Linked DNA regions of Homo sapiens: all the other regions are linked to region 1. Evidence: chromatin contacts called from ENCODE Hi-C or POLR2A ChIA-PET data. All regions are on one chromosome and are shown on one strand. The core of a region is the stretch at or near the end of the contact, and the rest is flanking DNA. Distances in the headings are between cores, read along the strand shown. Region 1 has its middle 17 kb from the start of SPN. Region 2 holds the start of MVP (major vault protein). Region 3 holds the start of ZG16 (zymogen granule protein 16).

Region 1 (3,448 bases), core at 696-3,195:
AGGCGGACGTTGCAGTTAAACCGAGATCCACTACTGCACTCCAGCTGGGCGACAGAGCAAGGCTCCATCTCAAAGAAAAAAAAAATTGCTACACTATGTTACAATAAAAACAGGGTGTTATAAAAAAGAAAGAGGCCAGGCACAGTGGCTCACGCCTGTAATCCCAGCACTTTGGGAGGCTGAGGCAGGTGGATCACCTAAGGACAGGAGTTCGAGACCAGCCTGACCAACAAGGTGAAACCCTGTCTCTACTAAAAATACAAAAAAAAATTTAGCCGGGTGTGGTGGCAGGCACCTGTAGTCCCAGCTATTCTGGGAGCTGAGGCAGGAGGATCGCTTGAACCCAGGAGGAGGAGGTTGCAGTGAGCCAAGATCACACCACTGCACTCCAGCCTGGGCGACAGAGTGAGACTCCATCTCAAATAAATAAATAAATAGAGCAAAGACTGAATTCTTAGAAATTAAAGCTATGATACTGAATTACTAAAAGCATTAGAATAAAGAAGCTGGGCACAGTAGCTCACTCCTGTAATTCCTGCAGTTTGGGAGGCCAAGGAGAATGGCTTGAGGCCAGAAGTTCAAGACCAGCCTGGGTAATATAGCAAGGCCTCATCTGTACAAACACAAACAGGAAGTGTTGTAATAAAAAGTTAATAAATTATCCCAGAAAACTGCCAGGTGTGGTGGATCATGCCTGTAATCCCAGCACTTTGGGAGACCAAGGCAGGCGGATCACCTGAGGTCAGGAGTTCGAGATCAGCCTGGCCAACGTAGCAAAACCCCATCTACTAAAAATACAAAAATTAGCCAGGTGTGGTGGCAGGCGTCTGTAATCCCAGCTACTTGGGAGGCTGAGGCAGGAAAATCGCTTGAACCCGGGAGGCGGAGGTTGCCATGAGCCAAGATTATGCCACTGCACTCCACCCTGGGTGACAGAGTGAGACTCTGTCTCAAGAATAAAAAATTTAAAAAATAAATAAAGCTGGGCGCGGTGGCTCACGCCTGTAATCCCAGCACTTTGGGAGGCCAAGGCAGGTGGATCACGAGGTCAGGAGTTTGAGACAGGAAGCTGAGGCAGGAGAATAGCTTGAACCCAGGAGGCAGAGGTTGCAGTGAGCCAAGATCGCTCCACTGCACTCCAGCCTGGGACAGAGTGAGACCCCATCTCAAAAATTGATTAATTAATTAATTATCCCAGAAAATAGAACTCCCAGAAGGTGTAGGGGTGGAGAAGAAAATATGAGAGAAAATATATGAGACTGCCGCTCTAACATAGAGATCCAATAAGTGGCGGCTTAAAGAAGAGACGTGTCGGCCGGGCGCAGTTGCTCACACCTGTAATCCCAGCACTTTGGGAGGCCAAGGTGGGTGGATCATGAGGTCAGTAGTGTGAGACCATCCTGGCCAACCCCGTCTCTACTAAAAATACAAAAATTAGCCAGGCATGGTGGCGCATGCCTGTAATCCCAGCTACTTGGGAGGCTGAAGCAGGAGAATCACTTGAACCCAGAAGGCAGAGGTTGCAGTGAGCCGAGATTGTGCCACAGCACTCCAGCCTGGGACAGAGTGAGACTCTATCTCAAAAAAAAAAAAGAAGAGACGTGTCTGCAAAAAACAAATAAATAAATAAACAAAAGAAGAGACATGTTCAAGTGAAATGGTGGTAGTTAGGGAGGCAGCTCTGCTTCTCTCATTGCTCAGGGACCAAGGGCCCTTCCTCATCACTTTTCTGCCATCGGTAGGGCACCGTTTGTCACCTGCACGTTTGAATCTGTTGTGGGGATCTCCAGCCAGCAGGAATGGAGAGTATGAAGCTGGCCTACTTCCTAAGGCCAAAGACCAGAAGTCACATACATCACCTCCTCACATTCTATTGGTGGAAACTTAGTCACATGACCATGCCTACTGCAAGGGAGGCTGGGACATGCAGTTCCACCATGTTCTTGGGGAAGAAGGGCTCATTGGATTTTGGATAATGAGTAGTCTTTGCCACAGAGACACAGCCAGGCAATCCAAGAGGCCCAAAAGCTAACCAATAGGAGTGCCAGGAAGAGAGAACCCAAGAAATGGAAGAAGGAGAATGATCAGAGATCATTCTCACTCTGATGAGAAACATGCGTCTTCAGGCTGAAAAGCCCACCTAGTGCCTGCCCAATGAAAGAAAACCCATGCCGGGCACACTGGAACCCCAAAAGTGTCATGTACGACTTAGCTATTTCCTAAGGAACAGGAAGCAGCTGGTGATTAGGTTAACATAAATGAAAGAAAGAAAAAAGTCCCAGGGTAAGAAAAAATTAATAGAATGAACACCACATTAGGCTCTGAACTTCCTGGGGCTGGCCCTGAAAGGGAAAATTTACATAAGTTCCTCCTTTTTGACTATAAGAACTAGTTCCTTAGAGAAGGTCAATATTTCGTGACACTCACTTCTAAAATTAATTTTCATATAAGAACATATCTTATGCCAGTTGATGTCATGGATATAATGGCTGATGGGCAACACACCACTCCTGAGAAAGGCTTGGGCACTGGAGTCAGACCAACCTGAAGGCAGCCACCACTCACTGTGTGCCCTTGGGAACATTTCTGAGTCTCAGTTTTCCTCACCTTTAAAATGGGCATAGTAAAAGGAAAAGAAGAGCCAGGCATGGTGGCACAGTAGTAGTCCAGTAATCCCAGCCAAGGAGGCCAAGGCAGGAGGAGTTTTGAGGCCATCCTGGGGACCATAGGGAGACCCTGTCTCTCTAGATTTAAAAAATATATTAAAAAGTAAAGAAAAATGGGCACAGAGTATTTATCTCACAACATTATTAATTTGTTCTTTAATTCCGCAAATATTTGTTGAACACCAACCATGTGTCCGGCATAGGATTGTGACAATTAATGAAATCAAGGGCCAGTCACCTGTCCTCTTGGAGGTAGCCTTCTCCGGAGTGAGACAGACTCTACATATGTAGGAAGCAGGCATCATGGAGAAACATCACGCAGGAAAGTGGGGGAAGGAAGTGCTCCTTTCTACAGGCTGATGTCTCTGAGAAGGGGACATCTGAGGGGAGACTTGAGGGAAGAGAGGGAGCAGCCATGAGATGTTCATGGGGAATCCCACGGACAAACAAAGCCAGTTCAAAGGCCCTAACCTGGGTCCTGCTTCGCGTGTTCTGGGAAGCCCAAGGAGGCCAGTATGGCTGGAGCAGAGTGCATGAAAAGCGAAGTCAAGAGGAAAGGGGGCCATAGGGCACGGCTTTAGGTCATTATTAGCACTTTCACTCTGAGTCAGTGTGGAGAGTTTAGAGAGCTTCAACTTTGTTTTGTTCTGTTTTCTAGAGACAGAGTTTTATTCTGTGGCCCAGACTGGAGTACACTGGTGCAATTATGGCTCACTGCGGCCTCCAACTTCTGGGCTGAAGCGACCCTCCCACCTTAGCCTCCTGAGTGGCTGGGACCACAG
Region 2 (3,448 bases), core at 169-2,668, 170 kb before region 1:
TCTAAGTTTCCGGGAGAGAGCCTCTGGACCCTGTGTTCTAGGCAAACGCCCCTAAGTAACAGCTCCCACTTCAGATGAGCTTAATCTGTGCCAGGTAGTGTTAAGTGCCCTCAATTAACTCATGTTATCCTCACAAGAACCTGCAAGTTAAGAAATTTGCCCAAGAGCACACAGTTATCAAAGGACGGAGCCGGAAGTCCAACCTGGCTATAACTGTAGAGACCACAAACTAGGAGGCAGTGGCTTCTCAGGCAGAAACACAAAGATTCTAAGCCGAGAACAAGAACTAGAGGACCTGGGTGGGGCTGTGTACTGCCCAGATGGTGCTAATGGCAGTTCAAAGGTGAGTGTTTCCTGTAAGTTGGGCCAGCGCCCAGCCTCTGCTCCCCCAGAACCTGGGAGGGCAGCACCCAAGATAACCTGAGCACCCCGTTACCTTGGAGCCCTGAGGCTGTCTCTGGGCCACCCACTCAAGGTGGCCCCCCTACCTGCTCAAGGCTACATACAGAGGGCTGTCCTGCCCAAACAGCCACACCCGAGGGCCGACCCAGTGCTCTGTGTGCCAAGGGAGTTTCTGGCAGAGCCACCTGATACCCCACGTGACAGCTGGCCTCTCCCCCATCACCCAGGGGCTACCCAGGCAGAGAGCTGAGAACACAGGGGCCATCAGCCTCGCTATCACCTCCACCCCCAAGTGCTTGGCTCCCCAAGGGACAGCTCTAAAATCCCCAGAATCTCAGGCTGGTGGGTCCAGCTGAGCATCCTAGTTTTCACTTTCTCCTCCCAAAAAGGAAAGAACCTTGGTCACTAAATTCTACGCCTTCTGGAAATCACTCTGCTAATGACTTCCTGAATGATCGACTGAGACCAACAGCTGGCCCAGCCCTGCATGGAGGAGTAAGAAACCCTCATCTGTCAGAGTTAAGGGGCCTGAATGGGTACAGGTCACATTCTTGGAGCTCAAGGTGACAGGCCAGAGCCCAGGTCCCCAGGACAGTGCAGGTGAGTAGAGCAAGCACCGATCTAGGGCTAAGATGGGGTCTGAATGACCCTGTAAGGTTCCCCACCTGATTTCCCAGGTGGGACCCTGAAGTCAGAGAGAGGCCTGAGAGTTGCAGGGGGGTGGGGGACCGGTGTTGGTGTTAATCTGCCTTTACTTCAAAACCCAGAAGACTCCCAACTATTGGAAAGTGAAACCTCCAAAAGCAAAGCCACCACCCATCCTCCTTCCCCACTCTGATTCAGACATGTTTTCCCTGCCCCAGCAGAAGCAAGGCCCTTCAAAGCAAGACAGGACTAAAGAGAGCCTCAAGGGATACAAAGATCTGCCCCTGATTTGGGGTTTGGGGGGCTAGTACAATGTACTCACATCTAGAAGTGCAGGTAGCTGCAACAAACGCCTCAGATGGGGAACTCTCACCCTGCCTTGGGGATCACTTCCCGGCAGGGCAAGGCAGGCCAAGCCCAGGGGTGGGGCTTGGGAGTTAAAGGGCCCGTGTGCAGCTGGTTCTCATTTTATCCTCCGGGCTGCTTCTGCTGCAGCTGAAGGCACACTGCTCCCTGAGTGCTCATGGGTTTCTACCTTGGAGCCAGCTGGCTGCACTGGAGTGGGACTGGGAGGAGTTGGAGGGCCCGAGATGGGACAGGTGCTAACTGAGGGCACCTCTACCCATCTGGCTTTCATTTTCCAATCTGGGTGAGTACAATTCTGCCTCTCCCTTCAAGTGGGGCCTAACTGTTGAGCTACAGCTACAGCCCCTCCTTTTAAGAGATGATAGCTCTGCATCTTTTATTTCAGACTCAGAAAATTCAGTCCAGGTCTCTGAATAGGTGTTCAATAGAAAACACACACTCACACACTCTCTCTATATAGATGTTCAATAGAAAACACACACACTCTCTCTATAGGTGTTCAATAGAAAACACACACACACACTCTACAGGTGTTCAATAGAAAAAACACACACACACACTCACACTCTCTCTTCCTCTTTCCCGCAACGTGCTGTTTGGGAGCTTGAGGTTTCTCTCTTCTTCCCAAGTTTCTCAATGTCTGGGCTGGGGAAGGAGGGCCCAGGCTCCAGCAGGTACGGACACTGCACCCTAGAGGCAGGAGCAGTGGGAATCAGTATTTCCGCTGCCGAGGGAAGAGACTACTCCCGGAGGATCGGAGTGGGGGGCTGGCGGGGCTGGGGTCCTCCGAGTCCAGGCTGAAGAGGTCCCTCCCGGTACGAAGGATCTGCTCCTCCAGCTTCTTGTGTCTCTTCATGTCCGACAGCACCTTGTCCAGGCGGGCCTCCCGTTTCTGGCTCCGGGCTGAGCTTCCTGGAGAAGAGGAAGGTAAGATACATGGAAGGGATGGAGGTGGTGTACACCATACCTGCCTGGACCTCACTCATCACTTGGGGAGCTGGTTAAACATGCAGGTCCCCAGGCCTCTGTCTTGGAGGACCTGAGGTTCAGGGTTGGACCTCAGAGAGGGTGAGAAGCAAAGATCTTGATTGACAGGAAGGCACAGGTAATGTGAAGAACAGGGAGGAACATACTGGGCAGGGGAATGGCAAGGGTAGAGGCCCCAGGACAAGAACAGAGTTCTGTTCAAAGAAGAGTGCAGGCCGGGCATGGTGGTTCACGCTTGTAATGCCAGCACTTTGGGAGGCTGAGGTGGGCAACTCACGAGGTCAGGAGTTTGAGACCAGCCTGGCCAACACAAAAAATTAGCTGGGCGTGGTGGTGGGCGCCTGTAATCCCAGCTACTTGGGAGGCTGAGGCAGAAGAATCGCTTGAACCCGGGAGGTGGAGGTTGCAATGAGCCAAGATCGCACTACTGCACTCCAGCCTCGGTGACACAGCTACACTCCGTCTCCCCTACTCGCCAAAAACAAAAACAAAAAAAAGAGTGCAGAGAACTGGAGGTGGCGGGAAAAGCGCTTGGATTCTCCTTTGACATGCTCTTCCCTGGCAAGATGGAATCCCTTGGAAAATTTTAAGTGGAAAAGTGACACGATTTATGGCTGAGTGCAGCAGCTCACGCCTGTAATTCCAGCACTTTGGGAAGCTGAGGCAGGCACTTTGGGAAGCTTTAGGTCAGGAGTTCAAGACCAGCCTCGCCAACATGGCGAAACCCCCTCTCTACTAGAAAATACAAAAATTAGCTAGGCGTGGTGACGTGTCCTTGTAATCCCAGCTACTCAGGAGACTGAGGTAGGAGAATCGCTTCAACCCAGGAGGTGGAGATTGCAGTGAGCCAAGATCATGCCACTGCACTCCAGCCTGAGCAAGAGAAAGACTTCGTCTCAAAGAAAAAAAAAGTGATATGATTTATGTTTTAAAAGGTTCATCTGAATTGCAGAAGCTGGAAGCAGAGAGCCCAGTTAGGAGCTACTACAACTATCCAGGCAAGAAAGACAGTGGCTTGGATGGGGATGTGGTATTGAAAGTGGAGACT
Region 3 (3,448 bases), core at 358-2,857, 130 kb before region 1:
TTGAGGCTACAGGTACTCACCACCATGCCTGGCTAATTTTTTTGTTTTTCTTCGGTAGAGATGGGGTCTTGGTACCTGGAGCATGGTTTAAATCCCTGGCATCCCTGGCATCTTGCCCAGGCTGAGCTAGAACTCCTGGCCTCAAGCGATCTGCCTCTGCCTCCCAAAGCATTGTAATGACAGATGTGAGCCACCGCGCCCAGCCAGGAATTCAAAGAATCTTACCCTACGATGTAGTATGTGTTGACTCGGACCCGGAGGGCGGTGATGGGGCCGTCCAACTGGTTGCCAGAATGAGAGAATCGCTTTCCACCACCACCTCCATACTCTCCACTATAGGAGGAAGACCTGGCCTGAACTGGAGGGGCAAGCAGGAGTTGGAGGGAGAAATCTTCCAGGAGTTCAGTTTCTCTGCATCACCCCTGTTCCTCCGACAACTCAGCTCCCCACCCCAAGCCAACCTCCAAAAGCCTTGGCCAACAGCAGTGCCCAAGGCTGCCTTCCCAAGTCCCCAATACCAGGCTCCTGGTATCTCACTTACTGGCATTGCCAGAGGCTGAGGCACAGAGAAGGGCTAGGAGAGCGACTGTCAACATTCTGGGGCTGGAGTGGGAAGAAAAGAGCAAATGAAGATTCACCTTCTTCCTTGTTGACTTGATTGACCCAGGCACTCCTGACCTGCAGCTCAGACCAAGCCTTCTTCGTCCTTCAACTTAGACCTAGCAGACCCAGTCTTGAGCTTAGAAAGGACTGTCCATAGCCTGTAGTCCTGTTCCTCTCTGATGCTACCTTCAATGTCCCTGACCCCTCCAGCTCTCCCTGGTCTGGCTGTAGCCAAGCCCTCCTCTTTTTCTCTCAGGCCTGAAGATGAACTCTAACTATCTGGATTAAGCCTTATTCCATCCTGGCACAAAGCAGAAAAGTTTTCTGAAGTCAGCCAAGCCCAGGTACATTTGGGTTGGTATGGCCATAGCCAGGAAACGAGTTTTCTAAGGAGGGAGTAGAGGACCTCTCCCAAGCAAAGAGATGGCTGAGTTTACTGAGCCCAGAGGCTGAGCAAAGAAAGCCTCATCATCTGTGGTGAATTGGCCTGGATTATGGGGCACCTGGAGCATGGTTTAAATCCCTGGCATCCACCTGGTCTCAAGGAAAGAAGCATTTTAGAGTTGCCTCTATGTTACCTGGGGAGCAAAGTTGGTGACAGAAGGAACTGTGCCAGCACCAGTATCCAAGCAGTGCTGGTGGAACTAGGACAGACAGAGAAGTTGCAGAAGGAGTCGGGACCAGCTCAAGATATTAGACCCCAGGTGCCTGGTCTATGTGTCACTATTCTTTTCTCCACTAACACACATCTGGCCATTTCTATTCTCCTGAACATCCCAGGTGTCCCCAGTCCTTCAGCAGAGACCTAGACAGCTTTGCACCTAAGATTACTGCAGACCCAGAAGCGCCAATTAACTCAAGTCTTTCCTGCCATTCCTTCCAGGCATCCTCTTCGCCAGCTCAGATTTGAATTCCCCCCCAACTCAGATTCAGGCATCTCTGTCACCCCTCACCTGACAGTTTCAGATGCAAAGCAGCCCCCTGGAAACTTCCAGATGTTTTATACCAGGTCCAAGCCCTCCTCCTGCCCTTTATTGTGTGAACCTCACCTCCTGAGCAAACATGAGCAACCTCTTCGGATCAGGTGTCAGGCAGGGTCTGGAACACCTTATCCTGCCTCTACCCCATAGTCAACAGATACTACAGCATAGGGTAAGATTCTCTGAGTTCCTGGCTGGGCATGGTGACTCACACCTGTCATTACAATGCTTTGGGAGGCAGAGGCAGATCGCTTGAGGCCAGGAGTTCTAGCTCAGCCTGGGCAAGAGTGTGAGACCCCATCTCTACCAAAACAAAAAACAAAAACAAAAATTAGCCGGGCATGGTGACGAGCACCTGTAGCCTCAACTAATCAGGAGGGAGGTAGGGAAGATCGCCTGAGCCCAGGACGTTGAGGCTGCAGTGAGACAAGATCACGCCACTGCACTCCAGCCTGGGTGACAGGTGGCAAGCTGGAGTCCACTCTGGGCCAAGTGCCGTATACCAGGAGAAACATAGTAAACTTAAGGTCACCACCAGCAGCTCTAGGTGGGCAAAGTAGCTTATCACCTCTAGGCTTAGTAGGTGCTCTCACCTGAAATCTGCCATCTGTCAGGACAAACAGAGCCCTTCCCAGGCATTCGAAATGTGGATTCTCCCAGAAGGGAATATATTCCCAAAATCTTATACTTACGAGTGCTGACTATTTGCCAGACATTTTTTTCTTTCCCTTTTCTAATATTATGAAAAATCCAAACACATATAAAAGTTTAAAGAATTGTACAGTGGCTGGGCCCAGTGGCTCACACCCATAATCCAACACTTTGGGAAGCTGAGGCAGCTGGATCACCTGAGGTCAGGAGTTTGAGACCAGCTTGGCCAACATGGCGAAACCCCATCTGTACTAAAAATACAAAAAGTAGCTGGGTGTGATGGCAGGTGCCTGTGATCCCAGCTAGTCAGGAGACTGAGGCAGGAGAATCACTTGAACCTGAGGGGCAGAGGTTGCAGTGAGCTGAGATCACTCCACTGCACTCTAGCCTGGGCGACAGAGTGAGACTCCATCTCAAAAAAAAAAAAAAAAAAAACAAAAGAATCGTATAGCAAGACTGGGTGCAGTGGCTCATGCCTGTAATCCCGGCACTTTGAGAGGTCAAAGCAGGAGGACTGCTTAAGCTCAGGAGTTCAGGACCAACATGGGCAACATAGGGAGATCTCGTCTCTACAAAAAATAAAACAATTAGCCAGGCATGGTGGTGCACACCTGTGATCCCAGCTAGTCAGGAGGCTGAGGCAAGAGGATCACTTGAGCTGAGGAGGTCAAAGTTGCAGTGAGCCATGATCGAAACATCAAGTCTCAAAAAAAGGAAAAAAAAAAAAAGAATTGTATAGTGGACACTTATATAACCACTGTATAGATTCTACTATGGTTAATATTTTGCTGTAATTGCTTTTTTTTCTTTCTTCTTTTTGGAGACACAGTCTTGCTCTATCCCTCAGGCTGGAGGGCAGTGGCGCGATCTCGGCTCACTATAATCTCTGCTTCCCAGGTTCAAGCGATTCTCCTGCCTCAGCCTCCCGAGTAGCTGGGATTACAGGCATGCGCCACCACGCCCAGCTAATTTTTGTAATTTTAGTAGAGACAGGGTTTCGCCATGTTTGCCAGGATGGTCTCGATCTCTTGACCTCGTGATCCGCCCACCTCGGCCTCCCAAAGTGCTGGGATTACAGGCGTGAGCCACTGTGCCTGGCCTGCATTTTTTTTTCTATCCACTCATCTATTTATCCCCAATATGCCAAACACTTCCCAAACCATTTCTCTCTGAGAAGGATGACTGGGGCTGCAGGTGCACAGTGAACACGTGCC

Evidence for each region. Hi-C counts contacts between places; a loop is a spot of excess contacts on that map. ChIA-PET counts read pairs that join two places held with the same protein, here RNA polymerase II (POLR2A). Pooled maps may share reads with other maps.
Region 2: a map with no recorded cell type shows a loop between it and region 1 (5-fold over the local background). The contact joins the promoter of MVP here to the enhancer-like site in region 1. A Hi-C loop is called at or near these places in 4 of 37 single-sample maps with no recorded cell type and 6 of 50 pooled maps. POLR2A ChIA-PET finds 5 or more read pairs at or near these places in 4 of 52 experiments (GM10248, OCI-LY7, activated B cell and 1 more).
Region 3: a loop to region 1 is called in a pooled map, with 2.4 times the contacts of the local background. The contact joins the promoter of ZG16 here to the enhancer-like site in region 1. A Hi-C loop is called at or near these places in 4 of 50 pooled maps. POLR2A ChIA-PET finds 5 or more read pairs at or near these places in 3 of 52 experiments (Panc1, WTC11 and endothelial cell of umbilical vein).

Annotation. Positions count from the first base shown.
Region 1 is chr16:29,644,313-29,647,760 of GRCh38, reverse strand. No RefSeq gene overlaps it. Among named protein-coding and RNA genes, the nearest start is that of SPN, 17 kb to the left of the region's middle. RefSeq lists enhancers at 1,719-2,013, 2,911-3,180. Within about 2 kb of position 1,945, at least 5 of the 41 ENCODE cell types and tissues checked have a DNase peak (open chromatin) inside an H3K27ac peak, as active enhancers do.
Region 2 is chr16:29,818,432-29,821,879 of GRCh38, reverse strand. It overlaps MVP (major vault protein), which reads right to left and starts at 1,418. Exons shown (of 15, transcript NM_005115.5): 1 at 1,370-1,418. PAGR1 (PAXIP1 associated glutamate rich protein 1) reads right to left here. Exons shown (of 3, transcript NM_024516.4): 3 at 1-2,325. The coding sequence ends at 2,126. It overlaps MVP-DT (MVP divergent transcript), which reads left to right and starts at 1,513. Exons shown (of 4, transcript NR_186424.1): 1 at 1,513-1,696; 2 at 2,279-2,340. RefSeq lists enhancers at 695-984, 447-1,013, 1,705-1,774.
Region 3 is chr16:29,776,415-29,779,862 of GRCh38, reverse strand. ZG16 (zymogen granule protein 16) reads right to left here and starts at 1,607. Exons shown (of 4, transcript NM_152338.4): 1 at 1,557-1,607; 2 at 542-603; 3 at 226-358. The coding sequence starts at 596.